Regions from separate parts of the Mus musculus genome. Here region 1 is linked to region 2. Evidence: chromatin contacts called from ENCODE POLR2A ChIA-PET data. All regions are on one chromosome and are shown on one strand. The core of a region is the stretch at or near the end of the contact, and the rest is flanking DNA. Distances in the headings are between cores, read along the strand shown.

The links. ChIA-PET counts read pairs that join two places held with the same protein, here RNA polymerase II (POLR2A).
Region 1: POLR2A ChIA-PET joins it to region 2 with 27 read pairs in Patski. The contact joins the promoter of Snap47 here to the promoter of Wnt9a in region 2. POLR2A ChIA-PET finds 5 or more read pairs at or near these places in 2 of 5 experiments (Patski and embryonic stem cell).

The regions. Positions count from the first base shown.
Region 1 is chr11:59,447,491-59,451,826 of GRCm38, forward strand. Snap47 (synaptosomal-associated protein, 47) reads right to left here and starts at 2,544. Exons shown (of 5, transcript NM_144521.3): 1 at 2,425-2,544. It overlaps Jmjd4 (jumonji domain containing 4), which reads left to right and starts at 2,555. Exons shown (of 6, transcript NM_178659.6): 1 at 2,555-3,022; 2 at 3,185-3,350. The coding sequence starts at 2,755.
Region 2 is chr11:59,305,336-59,310,069 of GRCm38, forward strand. It overlaps Wnt9a (wingless-type MMTV integration site family, member 9A), which reads left to right and starts at 1,595. Exons shown (of 4, transcript NM_139298.2): 1 at 1,595-1,732. The coding sequence starts at 1,638.

The DNA.
Region 1 (4,336 bases), core at 1,294-3,793, 140 kb after region 2:
GTGAGAGAGACACAATTACTGTGGGAAGTCATGTCAGGCAACCCCTGGGTGTCAAGCAAATTCACATAAATGACGTTCTTGGGGAATAGGCCCACGTCACTGTGACTCCTAACACACTGGGATTGGCATAATGGGTCTCTTTCAGCATTTCCACCACACATGTGCCCTTGAGTAAAACTCAATAGCAAGTAAACAGCCTATTTTTAGTTAATTTCCAAAGTAACAGAAGACGCAACATTTTGCACACCTTCCCATTACAAGGCTGAGTGGGAGAACAGTGGGGCAGTGTGTCCGAGCGGGGGCGGCAAGACTGGCTTTTTCCATTACCTGCCCTCCTGCTCTGTAGCAGACCCTCTTTCCACTCCCTCAGAAGTTCCCATCCCCACCCTGGGAGGCTCAGGCATGCTGTCTGAGGATGTTTCGAGCAAACACCACAGCCTTGCTGCAGGGTATGCTCTAGAAATTCAGAGAGAGAAATGAGACTGTGCAGTGTTTCCACCTCCCCTCCCCTCCCCAGGGTGCCAATTCCAATCCTTTCCTGTTTTCTTCTGGGGTGGCTCTGCCCAGGATGCGCAGTTTCCATAGGTCTGTGTGGGCTGGGGATGTGCATCACCAGCACTTCCCAGCTGGAGGTAGGAGAGGCAACTTCATGGGCACACACCTGGGTTTCGGGCCTCTCGCCAGGCCTCACATAATCGGCTCTGTTACTAACACCCAGAGGCCAGCTATCATGTGAAGACCAGGATTACAGCACTAACTACACAGGGCACAAGGGCTCATGTTCCCATTACAGTGCCACAGGCTACGCTGCCCCAGAGCTCTTGAGAGCATATATACCTACCTGCTGGCCCTGACCTCTTTCTTGCTCGTGGACAATGGTCTTAGATACTCAAGCAAAGAAGTAATTCCTAACTGGGTTTCATACTTTCCCAGAAAACAAAACAAACTACATATTTTACCTCTACTCTCATGTCCTAGTCAGTACAGGATTCTGGGACCCTAAAAGGGTCCTTATCAGTGAACACCAGAGGAAGAATGTCCTTAATTCAGTTCAGCTCTGACAAATGTCTGCCTCAAGATCATATTAGGTCCCAAGGGTGGGGTTCTGTCTCCCAAGATGTCCCTACATTGGTGCAGATGCAAGCCCAGGTTGTAGTACCACTCTGATGGCCAGCACCTAGAAAGCAGGGTTCCAGAGGTCCTCCTTGGTTTGGAGTTCCCCTAGAAGCTCGTATTACTCAGAAAACCACCAACTTCTAAGAAGAACCAGCCCTCACCTCCCTAAGCACATAGGATCCTCTGAATGGGTCTTCTAGGGATGCTGTGGACATGACTGATGAGACACTGACCACTGATGACCCACTCAACCTTTAGCCCTAGAAGCTGAGGGCTGGGTTCAAAGTCCCCACCCTCTGATCCTACTCAGGTCTTTCAGTGAGCCATTCCATCTGGAATCTACCCTACTGGCTGTTGGATGGTGTTGGACTCATTAGCATGCAAAATGGCATTTATCAACTCAACCTGTCCAGGAATTTTAAGAATTGTAGGCCAATTGTAGGAGGAGATTTTAAAAAATCTAAAATGGTGTTTCCAAATATAACATGCTGCCAATGCAGGAAAAGAGGGAAGAGAGGGAGGGGGTAACAGGGATAAAATGTATAAACACATGCATACCTGGAAAAAACTGGCTCAATACCAGAGTTAGTGATTACACGTGAATGGAATTCTGGGTGCGTTGGGGTTTTATTGTTGTTGTTATTGTAACCTGGCTTTTTTTCTTTTGGAGCTAAGTCATGATTTGTGGTTCATTTTGGCTTAGAACCTCGGAACCTTTCCGTTTCAGCATCCCCAATACTGGGATTATAGGCGTGCACCACGAGTCCTGGCATCGATGTTTCTCGTCACTTGAATTTCTCTATGAGCTGTCATCTCTACCATGACCTAGCCGCAACACAGCTCCAGACAAGCGTCACGATAAAGGCCACAACAGGCGAGTTTGGCCAAACAACCCTCCTCCGCCTCGTTTCTATCCTTCCCCTCTTCCCAATGCATACATACCTCTCTACCTGAACCTCAGCATCTCCCCCCCCCCGCCCCCCAAAAAAGCTCATTTTCTCCTTTTAATTTTTCCTCGTTCTATTTCTAAGGAAACATCACAATCCTTTAAAAGGTTCCTCCACAATCTATCCAAGACACTCGGGAACATCACCCCCACCCCCCACCCCGCCGCCCAACCCCGCCGCCCCACCCCCACCCGCCGCCCCACCCCCACCCCGCCGCCCCACCCCCCGCGGATCCTGACCGCCCGCTCTGCGCCCCAGCATCCTCTCAGGACCCAGTCATCCTTTGAGGTTTGAGACTGATGTTCATCTCCTGTGTCGGTGGCGGGCTCCGGTACTGGCTAGCTGCGCGGTAGCAGCTCACCTGAGGCAAGAGGAGCACGCAGAAGACGCAATGGCACGCTCCACTGGACCACCAGACAGAGACGCCAGCAGCTGGGGAGCAGGTCAGCCACTCGGCGAGCGCTTGTACGCCTGCGCGAGAGGGCGGGGCCGCGTAGGCGCGCACGCGCACACCCTGGGAGCCCCAAGGCCCGCGTTCCTGCTGGAATGTCGCACCTGTGGCTTTTCGTTCCGGGCTCTTTCTCTGTGGTTACCACTCCGAGCTGATTTTAGGGGGTTTCTCAGCCTCCGGTCCCTATTTGGGGTGTAGCGAGAAGCCGGACTGGGCCTCTGGGGTCAGGTTTCCCGGTGGATGGATCGGGAGACACGCACCTTTGCCGAGCGGTACTACCGGGACCTCCGAGACCCAGTCCCTAGCGGCGGTGGCGGCCCCACACCCAGCGGCGTGACCTTCATTCAGACCCCGAACGCCTTCTCCTATGCTGACTTCGTGAAGGGCTTCCTGCTGCCTAACCTGCCCTGCGTGTTTTCTAGCGCCTTCACCGAGGGCTGGGGCAGCAGGCGGCGCTGGGTGACCTCGGAGGGAAAGCCTGACTTCGAGTATCTGCAGCAGAAGTATGGTAGGAGGGCGCAGACGGGAGGTATAGACCCCGGCATGGGAGGGCGGCCGGGGCCGGACAGACTAGTGGAGTCTGGATAATTCGGCCAGAGGGTGGCCGGACCCCAAGATGGTGAACTACGTGTATGACTCTGCCATTTCTGTGCTGACTCTCTCGCTGCAGGAGACGCGGTTGTACCGGTTGCCAACTGTGGAGTGCGAGAATACAATTCAAACCCCAAGGAGCACATGTCCTTCCGCGACTATATCAGTTACTGGAAGGACTACATCCAAGGGAGTTACTCCTCTTCGCGGGGCTGCCTCTACCTCAAGGACTGGCATCTGTGCAGGTAATAAGACAGGACGGCGCATGGCCATTGGGCACTTACCCTAAGCAGCTAGTGCAGCCAGTCCAGGTGGAGCACGCCCACTGCACTCAGAGGGGCTACCTCTACAGCAGAGTTCTAATGTGTATCACAGAACTGATGCGAAGATGTGGGGAGATCAACATAGCGAGCCAGGTAGACTATTATGGGGAAGGTAAGTCTTTCGTACATCTTGTATGGGTACAGGCGGCCTGGTGTCTCCTTCCTCTTCTGTATTTTTGAGCTGGTATCTCAGATCCTCTGGGGCTGTCCTCTCTGCAACCCCACTGAGAGGACGCTTGTTCCTTCTACGATTGCTCTGGGGATTCTTGCCATCCCCTGGGCCATTCTAAGCTCTCTAAAGGGACAAGTGACCTTTCCGCAACCACTCTTGTCCCACTTTGGAAACCCCTTTACTCTTTAAAGACACATTCAATACTCTCCCTTATCAGCTTCCACTTTTCTCACACAGCATCTTGTGACAGCTTTACTTAGGAGATTTTTGACGTCTTGCTGGAGCAAGAATGCATTGCAGTCAGTAGAAACTACTTCAAAATTTGAATTATGGTGTCTTCCCAGGCTAGCTATATATGGTCTGTTCATCTCCCACCCTTCTCTCTCAATGATGGACAGGGTCAAGAAGCCATAACCTCCATCTAAACCCCCGGATCTACTAAAATGATCACACCTTTACAGTGTGCTCTGTTGCTGTGCTAAGCTACGGTAGTCATGCACTTAGGCACACTGTTGTGTTTTCCTTTTGGAACTGGGAATGCTAAGGTTGTGAGCATATAAACACATACTGTTAGTATGTTTTGACATTTATGGTATTTTCAGCTTGGACATGTCAGTACGTAAGGCCATCATAAGCCGAGGCGCTCCCTACATCTCAGGAGTTTGGGCTGTCCCTAAGACCCAGCTCACGTGATGCTCTCTTTGGGAAGAGCATTACCCTTTTCCATGGTGACCCT
Region 2 (4,734 bases), core at 345-2,844:
ACCATTGGATGGCGATGTGGGGTGTAGGTGGGTTCCCAGCAATGGGGAGCGATACGAGTCCCCCTGACCGTGTAGTTAAATGGGCCTCTGATGGGGAAACCAAGGCTCGGAGAGGAAGTGATGGGCTCTCCCGACCCCTCACTCAGCCACACACCCACCACATATGGAAGCTTTTCAGTCAGGACAGGGTATATTCACTTGGGTGGTCCACACCCACAGGAGTAACCTGCTTGGCTCTGACCAGTGCGGAGGCTGATGTGATTTTTTTTTTTTCACTCATTTCCTCCTCTGCTTTCCTTTGGAGCCGTGACAGGTGGCTGAGCAGTTGCTGTGCACGGCTAGACAACTCAGCCTCCCAGAGGAGCTCAAAACCCTCAGACTTGGAGGTCTCCCATCCAGAATCAGCCCCTCTAAGTTGAGAAGGCGGTGGCTGGTAAGGAGGTTTGCCTTCCAGGGTGTGGAGCTTGCCCCTGTAAGCCCAGGTCAGGGAGGCACGCTAGTGTTGGAGGTCCCTGGGTTTTGTTAGCTTGGCTCTGGTGTGTGTGTGTGTGTGTGTGTCACTGTCTTGCACAGAAAGTGCGTCTCCAGCACGGAAGGTTGACACGCGGTGGGCATGTGTCAGGATCCAATCACTCGGTCCTATTCTCCAGCACTTTGAATGGTCCCTGAATAAGCCGCCCCTCCCCCAATGTCAGGGGACTCTTAAGCAGTCTATTGGGTGCCCTGGGCAATTGTGTTTCTCTGCGTGTTAGTTAAGGTTTGACTTATAGACAATTCAGTCCACGAAGATGAGTCACAGCTCTGGGCTTTCACACAGACCAGTCACCATCCTGGCCAGCGGTCCCCTTCATCTTCCACCCTGTTTGGGGTATGAGGTCCCTGAGTGTCAGTGATATCTGCAGCTAGTAGTCCAGAAGTCCCTGAGGACCATATTGTCCCATCCTCAGGTCCAAGTCGGCCACAGCACCGGCTCTGCAGAAATGCCTTTTTGGTCTCCCTTGGAGAGGTCGCCTTTCCATTCCTCCAGCTACAGCACCCCAACTTTCAGCAGTGGCTCCCTCTTGGCAACATTGGCCCGCGAGTGGATTCGCGTCCCCCCACGCTCCCGCTCTGTAATCCAGTGGCTAACGTCGCTCCCAAGCCACCCAGTCACTATCCCCTCAAGCACAGTCGTCCAAGTTTCTCGGCTCTTGGATGTCTTTCCCGGCGGCCAACACCCGGTCCCTAACTGTCAGGAGACACCCCGGAGCTCGCACTTGTGTCCTGGCTGCAGACACCTAGCCCCGGGGTCTAACCCTGCTCTGTCTCTCAGTCCCGCCCCATCGCTCCTTCTGGCTCCGTTACTCGACCGGGGTTCCCACCGCGCCACGTGCCCAGCCCTCCCCACAGCGCGCCCCAGGCCCGCCCCGCGAGCCGAGCAGCTCGGCGGCCGCGGCGGCGGCGGCGGGCGCGCAGCTCGGATTTCGGCCCGCCCCCGGCGCCGGCGTGACCCCTCCTCCGGGGCGCGGGCGGGCCGAGCCCAGCTGGCCGGCGCCCCGCCCCGCGGCCGCGGCTGCGGACGCTATAAGAGGGCGGCGGTCGCGGCGCGCCCTGCGCGGAGCCCGGAGCGCGATGGTCTGCCGCCGCGGCGCGGCAAGATGCTGGATGGGTCCCTTCTGGCGCGCTGGCTGGCCGCGGCCTTCGGGCTGACGCTGCTGCTCGCCGCGCTGCGCCCTTCGGCCGCCTACTTCGGGTAGGTGCCCGCGGCGGGCGGCCGCGCGAGGGCGGGCGAGGGCGGCGGGGCCGGACGGGGGCATCGAGCCCGGGGTAGCACTCGCCAGGTGCTCGGCGGGGTACACGGGTGGCTTGGAGTCGTTAGTTGGCAGCGAGCGCGCCTCTCGGTCCGCAGGTCGTTGCCCGCCGTGCGCCCTAGAGGTAGAGGGGCCGGTGTCCCCGACGGGCTTGCGCGGGGCCGCGGTCCACGGTGACTCCCGAGTCGCCGCCGCCGCCTTAGGCCGCGGTGTTCCTGCCAAAAGGCTGGAGCCTCCCTGGCCCCTGCCCACTACCCCCCTTCTCTCCTGGAAAAGTTAATTTAACAACAACAAAAAAACACGTACAAAATCCAGATGTTCCTTGCACTGAGCCCCAAAGGGGAGAAAAAAAACCCTCCAAGCTGGAGAAATTTATTTTTCTTGCGCTTTTTTCTGGCGCTCGCCCGAGCCTGGCCCCGACCTCGGCCCTCGGGAACACGTCTGGGAGACCTGACCCCGGGGGGTAAACGCCGCCGCTGTCCCGCGGGGTCGCCGCCCGCACTCGCCTGTCTATGCGTTAGCAGTTTTGCCGCGTTCTTGGGCGCGTCTCTTCACCTTTGGTTCCTTTCGTCCCTCCCTCTCTACTCGCTTTCCCAGGTTTGGGATGCCTGAACCCAGCGATCTTTAGAGGGACACCCACTGCACTTTGAGTTCTCCAAGGTCCTGGGTGGCACCACGCATGGCAGCGCCCCAGCTTTCTCTGCCCTCCCTGCTTATCACCCTTCTTTCCCCCTCTGGGAGACCTGGGTTAGCCCCTCGGGTCGCAACCCTGGTCCTGGGTGATCTGGACTGCGTCTTGGGCCGCCGCCCTTCGCCGGTCACCTGTTCCCTCGCCCCTGGCTTCAGTGGCCGCTCGCAGCGGTGTGGCCGGCAGAGGGCCCCGTTGGTCTAGGAATCTGGCACCCGCCAGGGCAGGGAGAGGCGGCTGGGCTGAGGAACCCTGCAGGTGTATCCTGTTCTCAAAGAAAATAAAATATTTTCATGGGAAATTTTCCCTTTGTGTTTTTCTTTCTCCTCCTTTCTCCTCCGTCTGTCCATTTCTTCTGGGTTGTCTTCCAGGGTCAGTTCCATGTCTCGGTTCCCAGGGTCTCCCCACCCTGGCTCCCCTGGTCCGACCCCTGGGCCTTGGCCTGGCACGCCCCTGCACGCCATCTGTGCAGCCCTAAGCCTCACCCGCGGGCAAGAGGGAGGGCTGAGGATGGCCGTCTGGCCACAGGTCCGCGGTGAGTCACAGCAGCCCATCAGCCAGCTGTGCCTTCCTCTCTTCTGGCCCAGTCAGGCATCTGACACGCCCTGGGCTTGCGTGAGCGGCCACTTTGCTCCTTCTGGGATCTCTGCTGCTGGCCTTGTGGCCCTGGGATTCAGAACCTACAGGTGATGGGGTTAGAATCCTGGTGGCTGTAATGCCTCCCATCCATCCCTCTCTCTCACCCTCGCTTAGCTGGCTTGATACTTTGCATCTTGGGAAAATTCTCTAGCTTGGCGCCTGAAGGGGTGTTGGAACTCCCGGTTCCGTGGCAGGGTTTAAGTACAGGTCAGCTGGCTCCCAAGCAGATACCGAAGACAATACTGATGTATTGCTATGGCTTGGGTCAGCCTCTACTTAGCTCTCTGTTGCAGAGGACCCATTAAGGAAAGCTGACCATGCCTTTGAGCGCTCCTCTCCTGCAGCTGCCCATTAGATCCACTGTCTGGGCTTGGCGGAAAGACCCCAAAGATGGGCAGAGTGGGTACCTGTTGAACCAAGAGTCAGAGGAGGCCTGGGAGGATAGGCTAGTTGATCTGGGTCTCTCTGGAATTGATTTCTGAGGAGTATGTATGTATGTATGTATGTATATGTTAGGGGCACAAGATGTATCCTGGGCTATTCTGTGTCCAGCGGTCCCACCCCTTCCCCAGCCAAGGGAGGAGATGAGTCTGGAAACCCTGAAAGGCCTGGCAGGGCTGGAGCTGGAGTGGGAGCCTGAGGGTGCGCCTGTGAAAATGTGGTGTGCTCAAGTGTCCCTTCCCAGCCCAACTGGAGAGGGAGTCGGGAGAAGGAGCTGGAATCTGGGGCTCTCCTCTCCCTTCCCCCTCTCCAAAGCTCTGCCTGGCACGGAGGCTCCCAGGCAGGAACACGGCTCCAGTTACAGCCCAGGAACCCAGAGAGGAGAGGCTGGCCCCGGGGAGGGTCACGTGGCTACAGGAGCCCTCCCCACCCCCTCCCAGAGCTGCAACCCAACCCTACAGCTTTGGCTGCCCTTCCCTTCCAGAGGCCTCTGGCCACCCTGCTGCTGGACCCCTCTAGGCTGGCCACCAGCCATGGGGAAGGGGCTCCGCTCTCTTCCCTTGGCTCCGCTTTTTCATCCCAGTCCCCTCTGCAGATCAGCAGGTGGCAATTCCATTAGTTTCTCTCAGAGCTGCTGCCTGCTCCATGCCTGTGTTCCTGGGGCCAGCCGGAGGTCACGTGTGGGTTGGGGGACAGAGACACAGAACCTCTGGAGGTTTCCCTCGACCCCTGCCCCTCCCTGGGAATTGGCGGGTGAGAGGATTGCTGTGAGCAACAGGCCTGTGACTCTGTTTCCCTGCTAGGTTGCAGAGGCCCCAGACTAAGTGGAGGTAAGGGGTCAAGAATTGTGAGCTAGCTCTCCAGCACTCTCCAGCAAGGGCCTTTGGGAGCTTGACGGGCTTTTACCTTGTTTTGTTTTTTAAACTAGGGAGGCACATTGTAAACCTTAAGACTGGCTTTCTTTCATTCCTAGGTTTTGGCCATATGCATCCAGTTTCTCCCAGGGAATGCCTGTGTGTCCCCTTCTGAAAGGCACCATAGACACTTGGGGCTACTATAGACTGGGCCTGAGTGGTATCAGAGCTTACCAAAGCCCTCTTTTTTTGTTATTGAATATAACTCCCATCCCGAGAAACTCCCCAGCTCCGCGGTTTGGGGGTATATTCACAAAACTGT